Linked DNA regions of Mus musculus: region 1 is linked to region 2. The links are chromatin loops, found by intact Hi-C in ENCODE. Cell type or tissue: left cerebral cortex. All regions are shown on one strand. Links, peaks and the distances in the headings refer to the core of each region. The heading gives the core; the rest is flanking DNA.

What was found. Peaks named below come from ENCODE experiments on the same cell type or tissue, not always from the same donor. Only the 100,000 strongest peaks of a DNase experiment are listed, where the experiment ranks them.
Region 1: a loop joins it to region 2, with 2.5 times the contacts of the local background. A loop is called at or near these places in 12 of 42 quality-filtered maps.

Annotation. Positions count from the first base shown.
Region 1 is chr3:30,547,715-30,553,099 of GRCm38, reverse strand. No RefSeq gene overlaps it. Among named protein-coding and RNA genes, the nearest start is that of Mecom, 41 kb to the right of the region's middle. In left cerebral cortex, for the core only: a CTCF peak has its summit at 2,732 (motif pointing left); DNase peaks (open chromatin) are centred at 2,667, 3,976 and 5,093.
Region 2 is chr3:29,810,006-29,815,390 of GRCm38, reverse strand. All of the region lies in intron 3 of Gm33206 (a long non-coding RNA gene), which reads left to right. Among named protein-coding and RNA genes, the nearest start is that of Mannr, 78 kb to the left of the region's middle. In left cerebral cortex, for the core only: a CTCF peak has its summit at 2,285 (motif pointing left); DNase peaks (open chromatin) are centred at 1,834 and 2,334.

The DNA of each region.
Region 1 (5,385 bases), core at 283-5,282, 740 kb before region 2:
AACATCCCTTCATGGCCTCTACAACATCTCCCACCTCCAGGTTTCTTTCTCGAGTTCTTATTATAATTTCCCTCATCTGTATTTATCACCTTGCACAAAACTCAAGTCTAAGTGGATCAAAAATCTCAATGTAAAATCAGATACACTGAATCTAATAGAAAAGAAACTAGGGAGTAGCCTTGAAATCCTTGGCACAGGAGACAATTTCCTGAACAGAACACTAATGGCTCGGGCACTAAAAGCAACTATTAATCAACGCCGTTCATGAAACTGAAAAGCTTCTGGAAGTCAAAGGACACCATCAATAGGACAAGACAACAGCCTACAAACTGGGGGAAAAGCTTCACCAACTGAACATCAGACAGAGGGCTAATATCCAAAATATGTAAAGAATTCAAGAAGTTAGACACCAACAACCCGAGTAACACACTTTAAAAATGTACAGAGCTAAAAAAAAATCCTTAACAGAGGAGTATCTACTGACTGAGAAGCACTTAAAGAAATGTTCAGCATCCTTAGTCATCAGGAAAATGCCACTCAAAACAATTCTGAGATTCCACTTTACACCCATCAGATGGCTAAGATCAAAAACTCAAAGAACAGCAGATGCTGTCACAGGTATGGAACAAGGGGAACACTCCTCCATTGCTGGTGGGAGTGCAAACTTGTACAACCACTCTAAAAATCAATTTGGTGGTCTCTCAGAAATTTAGGAATAGTTCTACCTCAGGACACAGGTATACTACTCCTGGGCTTACAAAAGATGTTCTACAATCCCAGAAGGACACTTGCTCAACTATGTTCATAGCATCTTTATTTATAATAGCCTGATACTGGAAACAACCTAGATGTTCCTTTCTTGACTGAAGAATGGTTCATTTACACAATGGAATACTACTCAGCTATTAAAAGCAAAGACATCATGTATTTTGCATGCAAATGGATGGAACTAGAAAATATCCTGAGTAAGGGAGGGAACTGGATGGGATGGGGGATAGGAAAGGGAGTGAAGGTAAGGATTGGGTGTAGGGAGAGCAGGGAAGAGAGACCAGAAATTGGAGGTAGGTGGTGGTGGTGGGGCACACCTCTAGGATGTGCCAGAGACCTGGGATGTGGGGAGTCTCCTGAGGGTCTATGGGGGTGACTCTAACTGAGACTAGCAGTGGAAGATATGGATCCTGAACTGGCGACTGCCTGTACCTGTGCAGGACTCTCAGTGGAGGGATAAGGACACCAACTCACCCCACAAAACCTTTGACCCAAAATGTGTCCTGCCTTCAAGATAGAGCAGAGATGGAGGGAATGGCCAACCAATGACTGGCTCGAACTTAGACTCATCCCATGTATGAGAACCAATCTCTAACACTATTAACGATATTCTATTATGGTTGCAGAGAGGAGCCTAACATAACTGTCCTCTGAGAGGTTCCACCCAGCAGGTAATGGAAACATACAGAGACTCCACAGCGGAACATTAGATGGAGCTTGGGGAATCTTATGGAAAAGTTGAGGACAGAGATGCCACAGGAAGACCAGCAGAGTCAGCTAACCTGGACCCTTGGGGACACCCAAAGACTGAATCACCAACCAAAGAGCCAGCATAGGCTGGACCTAGGCTTCCCAAACATATGTAGCAGATGTGCAGCTTGGTCTTCATGTGGGTCCCTTAACAACTGGGGCAGGCGCTGTTCCTGACTCTGTTGCCTGCCTGTGGATTTCATTCCCATAACTGGGCTGCCTTGTCTGGCTTCAGTGGGAGAGGATGTGCCTAGTCCTGCAGTGACTCGATGTGCTGGGGAGGGGGTATTGATACCCAAGGAGGGCTCCTGCTTCTCAGAGGTGAAAGAGAAGTGGGGGGGGGGAATCTGTGTGAGGGGGCACTGCAATGAGAGAGGGTGCTGATATTGGGATGTAATGTGAATTTTAAAAAAAGTGCAAACAGTCCAACTGGATTAACTCAAGCTACAAAACTTCTATGTGAAGAGACAACATGAAACTGGGAGAAAATATTTGCAATCTCCATCTGATAAAGATTAGTATCCAGGATACATAAAACAATCAAACAATTCAGAGCCAGTGAGATGGCTCAATAGGTAAAGGTGTTTGCCACCAAGCCTCATGATCTGAATGCCAGTCCAGGGCCCAGCATGGTAGAAGGAGGGAACCAATTTAAGTTATCCTCTGACGTCCACAGCCATGCAGTGGAATGTGTATGTACCCCCTCCCCCACAGTACATAAATAAATAAAAAGTGTAAAAGATGATTTGGATACTCAGTTCTCAGAAGACATACACGTGTATTTATATAAGTGTAAGTATACAATATAGAGGCCTAAACATTTGAGATAAGTTTAGTATTGTTTATCATCAACAAAATGAAAATGAAACTCACCCATGTAGGATGGTGTGGTGGTTTGAATAGGAGTGGCTCCCATAGGCTTATAGATTTCAATGGTTGATTATCAGGGAGTGGCACCTCTATTGGAAGCCAATCAATGAGATGAGGCAAGGGGAAGGTATATAAGGCATGGCAAGTGAGGAAGAAACGAAAACTGTTTCTATTAACACAGAAAGCTTAAAGGTGCGGCTGGAGAGATGGCTCAGTGGTTAAGAGAACACACTGCTCTTGCAGAGGACCAGTTTAGCTCCTGGCCCTGATGTAGAGCAGCTTACAAACATCAGGACAACTGACACCCTCTTCTGGCCTCTTCAGGTACTTCATGCTTTTGTGCAGCCCTCCTCCCCCCCATACACAAAGACAGGCATTTGTATAATTAAAAATAATTTTTAAAAACTTTTTTTAAAAAGGAAGATATCTACAAAAGCTCCCAGAACTAATTAAGTTTAGGAAGTATATATTGCATAAAAATCATATCTTGAAAAATCAACTGTGTTTTACTAGCAGTGAAAAAAGTGTACTGGTTGTTTATAGAAAAGGAAGAAAAGAAAGAGATGAGAGAGGAAAAGAAAATAGAGAAAGGAAAGGAAGAGAGGCGAGAATACAAGGAAGCTGAATGTGACTGCTCACTCCCATAATTCTAGCATTTGGAGGGTGGAGGCAGGGCTATTGTGAGCTTCAGGCTAGACTACACTATACAGTGCCTATATATTGGCTAAAAACAAAAGAACATCTATTAGTGTATATCTAACTAACTATGGGCACGCATGCACACACGCACACACACAAACACACAATCATGTACATACACACACAGAGCGGGGGTCTGTATGTTGCAGAGTTGCAGATAAGAATGCAATGTTTTTAGTAACTGAAATCTGGAAACCTCTTAAATAACCTTCACTTGTACAAACAGTGACAGGCCCTGCTGACAGCACTCGATCAGCAGGAAAAGGGAAGAGGCGATATGCTCTACATCTAACAACACGAGTGATCCTCCAGTGTACTGTGTAGAGCGGGAGAAGCCAGGCTCAAAGGCTGTACGGTAGGTAGCTGAGGGCAAGAGTGGCACAGCAGCTCACATTGAGTAATTTGTAAATAATGTGTGTTTAATTCACACAGATCAGGGGGCAGGGAAGTCCAGGTTCCAGGAGAGCAGACCAACGTCCACTGAAGGCCAGCTGCTTGCTGGTGATGCGACCAGTGTCTGTTCTCCCATTGTGAGAGGAGGAAACCTTTCTTTTATTACCTTTTTGTTTACTCCCTGTGTGTGCGTGAGTGTGTGAACTCAGGTAACCCAGCTTGATGATGGGTGCGTTTACCTGCAGAGCCACCTTGCGGGCCCTTGGGCCTCTTATATCAGAACACTGATCCTACCTGTAAATTCTCTGCACTTGTGACTTAACCACCTCCCCATGTTCCCACCTCTTAACACAAACGCATCGGGAGTCAGGTTTCAGCACATGAACCAAGGAGGACAGAATCACACACCACAGCAGCAGGATTCCGTGTATATGACATAATTCTGGAGCAGGCAAAGATCCAGATGAGCAGATGGGACGTTCTGCTTTGGGAAGTCCTAACAGCAGCCTGAGAGAACATTTCAGGAGTCTCGAGCCTGTTCCGTAGCAAACCTGCTGTGCTGATCACATAGTTTTGTGCATTTTTCAAAATTCACAGATGGTTTACCAAAAGTACGATGTATTCCTGTATTTAAAGCTTGGAGACTCCAAGAACACTGGGGATAGCCATGCAGAATTTGGAAGAACCAGAGGAGAGTAAGGCTGAAAAGTTTTGTGACTCTTGCTAACCAGGAGGAACTTTCTCCCGAAGAAGAATACAAAAGGCTGCAGAGTACTTCCCTGGCAAGCTCAAGGTCCAGGCTTCAGCACTGAACAAACAAACAAACAAACAAAACAAAACAAAAACAAAAACAAAAACAAAAAAAACCAAAACAAAACAAAAACCAAGCAAACCACCCAAAAGCAGACAGTTTCAGTCTCCGAAGTCATCCCCTCACCCTCCTACTCTCACTGACCGTTGCCTCGTCCTTGAGTTCTCCAAGTTCAGCCTGTCTAAGTGTCCTCCTATTGGTATTGCATGCTGCCAGACGGATCCACAAGGCCCCTCTATTACACTTTGAGCAACTCTGCAGAATACCCAGTAACACTGCTCAGGCTTCTGGCCGATAGAAACTGTGAGGTAACACATAGGCTTTGTTTTAAGCAGCTAAATTTCTGGCAAATTGCTTGTAGTGAAGGAAACCTACATACAAGTAGAAGGAAACCATTGATGGGAGAGCCAGGGTGATGAAATTGTTTAGTGAACCTTTTAATGTATACTTGATTTATTTTTATTTTATGTATCTGGGTGTTTACCTATGCCTTGGGCATGCCTGCTGTCAGTGGAGGTCAGAAGAGGATATTAAATTCTATTGCAATGGAGTTCCAGATGGTTGAAGGCTGCCACTTGTATGGTGGGAGCCAAACCTAGGTCCTCTGCAGGTGCAGCAGATGCTTGCAATCACTGAACTGTCTCTCCAGCCCTATACTTTTGAATTTAAGACACAAGAAGAGATTATCTATTTAGGACAAACTTAAATTAAAAAAAAAAGAAAGTGAAAACAAATCCCAAAGCTCTTAAGTAGGAGGGGGAAGTTCCGCTAGGCCTAGTTTCTCTACAGAGTTCTGCTTCATGCTCCAGGTCTTCCCAAATGTGCAGTTACCACCCGGTAGTACGGGGCTCATCCTGATATCTTTGCTGGCCATAAGTCAGTTCCAGAAGGTGAGGACCAGCAGCTGGAGAAATAACGAGCGTGGAGGTAAGCTCCCAGTATTTTTTAAGGAATGCGCACATGAGGACATGCAGGGACAGTGTGGGAGGATTGTGTCAAGCTTCCTCCGGACTCTGCAATATAACTTTCCTTCTCTCAGTTGCAGGAGAAGCCACCCCCCCACCCCCAAATCCATGTTCTTATACTTTTGGAAA
Region 2 (5,385 bases), core at 259-5,258:
AACAACTTTCTGAATTGTGGGATTCTAATGGAGGCACTGGGTCTTCTTTGACGATGAGAAGGCAGATAGGGCATTTTAATGTGTCCCTGGAAAGATTGTTTTCTCAAGCTATGCCATAAAGTTATGTTTATACCCCCAACTTCAACACCATGCTTGCCAAGAAGGTATGATAGCTCACAAATGGATGCTCACAGGGCACAAACACATGTTCTTAGTTGCAGCCCAGGGAAGATGAAGCTGATCATTTAATGTGGAGCTTTCTAGTGAACGGTGGTAGCCAATACTGACGACTAAGAAACATTCACTTCATGAAAAACACTTGAGTAATGACATCTTTTCTATTTCAGCCTTTTAACGAGGCATGGGATCTGGGATTGAACGTAAAGCTGCTATAGGAAACAGGCTATGCCCACAACTGATCACTGCCTGGACTGACTCGTGTTTATTATCTGCATTTCTCTATTGTTTTACCACCTGCCAGAAAGTTTGGCTTGTTTCTCTGCCGGCTGCACATTGGATGCCCAAGTCTCATACACAGACAAAGCTTCCTTCCACGGGAGAAAAGACATAGCTAGACTGGGGTTCTGGGGTCACGGATGCATGGTTCTTGGTCATTATGTTTGGCTTTTAGACTCAGTACTTTATTCTCTCTGTCTCAAATAAGAAAGATACCCATACTTCCTTGATAGCTCTGGTAACACTGAAGTATTGAAATAATAAAATTATAAGTTTTGCAAAGCAAACAGAATTAACATTATTGGCAGGCAAATGTCATTGCCATTTGGAACCCGAGAAAGGTTAACTTTTATACATGGCTAATTTTATCTGGTTACTTAATTTTTGCCTGTAAGTAGACATTTGGGGGAATAGAAAATAAGTCATGAGCATGCTGTATTTTCATCTACTTTGTCTTCTCCTGTATTCCTGAGTTTTGAAGCCATTACAAAATCAAATACTTGTTTAATCTAACCCTTTCCCATTTTTAAGTATAAACAAGAAAAAATGACACCATAGGCACATCACTTCTCCCTCAAAGTTATTTCAGGACCTTGGTTTTTGTCACTAGAATTCTCTCTTCAAAACATAGAAGAGATCCTGGCCACATACGGACTGGCCCACCTAAAGGTTCACCCTTATTATTGCACATAGTGAAGGGTGCTCTTTCCCTCAATTACACAGTCCTTCAAATCTACATAAACAAACAGGAGCTATGCCTGCATGTCTAGATCCCAAATATTCTATTTCTCATACATTACATTCTAGTCAAAGCAAATCCACTGATCTGGACCCTGCATTTAAAAAAAATGTTGAAATTAGCCCGACAGACCTGAATAGCAGGTCAGTGTGATGATTCAGGGGACTAGTCTTGTAGACAGCTGAAAGAGAGCCCCCTTTCCTCCAATTGTCTTTTTACCACATCTGTTGTTAAGTCAATGCTGCATATAGAGTTTAGATTGCACATAGAAGAGGATGAGAGAAGGAAACAAACTTATTCAAAGTTATTCCTTGCTCCTCTCTGCCCCTGTCCCACCCTGCTCAGCTCCTACTGTTAGAATCCTAGCCAGAGTTCATTGTGAACCACTGGAGGCATGTTTCCATTGGCATTCGCCTCCCTTCCCATCACAGCCTACCAACTAGGCAAGAAAGAGGACTGACGAGAAACAAAGGTAAGATTTGTTCTAGAAGATGATTTATTCTGCTGTAATTTCTTCCAAGAGCTCTTTCCCCCAACACACACTCCCCCTCTTTCCCACTTAAATAAATAATGAGCTTGGGAAGTCCTTTAGCCCGTTTTGCTTATAGACATATTTCTAAAAGAAAATAGAGACAGTGTATTCTGGAAGTTTATGTAAGGTCCAAGAACAGAGTCACTCTGGTGCAGCTCCCATCCCGGCTACAGCAGGTTTCTTTATGGTGAGTATGACAAAGGGCAGGCTGTGCTGCAGGAATGCCAGTCGCCGCCGCTGTTCCAGAACCTTCTATCACTCTTCCTGATTTGACATGAAATATTAAACACCGGTTACCAACAAAACGTTATTGAACACAGATGTCCACTATCATTTTCAAATTGCTAAAGTCAATTTAGGAATATATATATATATATATATATATATGCATTTCCCTAAAACACAAATGTCATGTGACAGTAATGATTTCACAATATACCATTTCAATTAAAAGAGGACATTGTATATGTGTTTTCATTTTAAAAATCCCTTCTCTTTCATTAAAAAGGTCTGGGTCTTTCAGTACAAACTGGACCGAAGATTGAAAAATAAATTAAAAGAAAGAGCGCCACCTACTGATGCATTTAAAAACTCTCCCATCGGCTCTATTTCTGAATGGAAAAGGCACAACAGGGACCTTGTGAACAGTAACTCAGACTGCTTGGCTCAAAGAGAAGAAAGAAAGGAGCAGGAGTTGCCCCCGTGGAAAGCAACTGGCTAGAATGGAGCTGTCTCCATAATGGAGAAAGCCTCCCCTTTTCTGTGCCCCTCAGAAGCTCTAATTAATAAGTCTGCTCCAGGTTTAGTGCTCCCCCAAGACACGGGTTAACTGTGCCGTTCCCTTTTGCTGGGTTTACCGAATCCGGTCGGGTCACACATTTTGCTCCATTACAATAATCGTATTCATGTCACCGGCTGCCCCTTCCGACTCTCAGACATGGTGGGCGCCCTTTGAAAGGATTTACGGGACCATTTCTCCCACCAGTGAGGTTGGGCTTGTTCAGAGCCTACCATACTCCTCCCCTGCCCCCACCCAGCCTAGATTCATGTGATTTCACAGGGGAGGGAAGAAAAACATCCACTGGGAACTTAAAGCCTACCTCAGGAGGCAAAGAGTAGTTAGTTGAGGAGAAAGCAACTGAACCAGACCAGGAGGGAGATGGCTCAGAGAGGCTGATCAATGGCCCCTGCAGTTTTTGCTGTCCCATGCCCCGCCACCTATCTATACGGTCTTCCAGGACCAACTTAGATTCCTGCTTTGACACATCTTTTAAGAAAGGCACACTCTCTGAGTCTCTCTTTGTGTGCCTTACGTTACAGACAGATGTAACTTATTGTGAGCGCATCCTGGCCTCTCAAAGGGTCTTGGGGTCCTGGTTTTCTAGCATGGACTTAGGTTTATAACACCACTGGCTTTCTTTTAAGATGAGTAAAGTCTAAATTATGTTTGTTTCCTACTTTTAAGCAGTGGCTATAAGAAATATTATCAATATGCAACAGGACAGCATCTAGAAACACACAATGGAGTAATTTAGAGTAAAGTCCCTTTGAAGATGTCTGTTCAGCCATGCAGAGACTTGATTAGCTAACCGTAGGCCCAGGTATTCAAAGTCTGAATAGAAAATGTTTATCTTCCCCCAAATGAATCACACATCACCTATCACTATAGAGTTGCCAAACTGTATGGTTTCCTTGTCACACATAAATTCAATAGCCGGCCACATCCAGGGACAGAAATTCCTTATAAATCAAACACCTACATACATTACAAAGAAAGGGAGTGGGACATACTGCCGAGTTTCAGTCAATCAAAACATGTGTGACGAGGGTCTTGTGTATCCAAGGCACAGTGCTAGGTTTCATGGGGACATTTAATGAAATATGACCTGGCCCAACCTCCAAGCAGGGGAACACCTGCCTTCCACTGCTGCTCTGGAGATTATGTGCAATGGCTGAGCAGTGCAGGGTGACAGGTAAATGACTACTATTATCATGACTACAAGGTCATTTTGAAACAATATTTAAAGCAGAGGTGGGAGAGATGGCCAAAATGGAAGAAATAATATGGGATTGAATGGTGACACGGTGACACTGATTTACTGGGGTCAGAAAAAGAATGAACATGTCTGAATCTTACCTTCAGAAAGCTTCATGCAGAGGGTTTCAGCTCTGAGTTTACTGTTTTCAGAAACTCATTAGGTTCTAGGCAGAAGGCTGAGCTATTGACATTTTCAACTCATTTTTCAAACCTCCCCTAATTCAAAGGGTATAAAGACATTATCAGCCTACTTTTATGGTTTAGAATTCCAGAGAGACTAAGGTACGCATGCTGTCACATGGAGTTTTCCTACTTAATCAAATTGTCTCCACTATAGACACATGTGTGTGTGTGTGTGTGTGTCTGTGTGTGTGTGTGTGTGTGTGTGTGTGTGTGTGTACGTGTGTGTGCATGCATGTGTTTATATCTGTGTACACCTGTATGTGTGCAAGTGCACATATGTGTGCACATCCGTTGAGGTCAGATGATGCAAAGTTGACTTCAAGCGTCCTCCTCAGACACCATCAACATTTGTAGGCTTTTGTTTTATGCTTTTGTTTTCTCTCTCCCTTCCCCCATCACCCTCTCCCCCTCTTTCCCTTCTTCTCTTCCTCCCACCCTCTCTTACTTTCCCCCACTCGCTGTTGCTGAGATACACTCTCTCGATGGCCCAGAGCTCAGTGACCAGCACTGGGAGAGCTGGCCAGGGGTGTCCTATGGATCTCCCTAGCTTTGCCTATGCTGGTTTTAGAGAACACTCCACACTGTCAGCTTTTAAAAGTGGGTTCTGTGGCTGGAACTTGAGTCCTCATCTGTGGCCAACGCTTTGCCAGCTGAGCTCTCTCCCAGGCATTAGAATAGGATTTTAGACTCTAGGGTTGAGAGGGATGCACAAGCCCTCTTTGCTACCTTTGCAGATAGAGAGGGCTGTAGGAGAAAACATGCCTGAGCTTACATGCCTAACTAGTGACTTCACAGAACTCAGAAAGCAAGGTCTACCCTGCCAGACTGGTGCTATTTATAAAGTTTTCAAATATTTCTCAGTAAGTCATAAATCAATAGCCATTATTTTTATAAATCCAAAAGGCCATGTAAGGAAAACCTCTCTGCTGCGTGTCAGCTCTACATCTTCTCTTTCTTTGGCCAAGGAGAGAGCTACTCATTTCCTGTTTCTGAGAAATCATTCATTAACCCTCTCTCAGATTCCATCCCAGCCCCATCCACAAGACAGTTATCCTAGTATCAGGCTGGCTCAGACAGCAAAATGGAGGCAAAATGTATATCACAGCATGGGAGCATATGTCTGGAAGTCTAGGGAAACTGGACCATTTTCTTCCTTAATTCGCCTTTTGGTAGAACTTGAATCTAATCTGTTTGCTGGGTAGTCTACATTTTGGGGTTAGAAGCATACGTCTTCTATGGTTCCTGGGTGGTACATATTCAATCAGAATGTCAATCAAAGCAGATTGTCTTCCAAAATGAAGAGATTTTGCTCAGCCTCATTCTTTTCCTTGGCATAAAATGCTGATACAACATGGGTGTCCTTGCTTTGTTCTGTGACATAGTTCTACCTATCTTGATACCCTCAGCACAAGACTAGAGGCACTAAATCACATGACC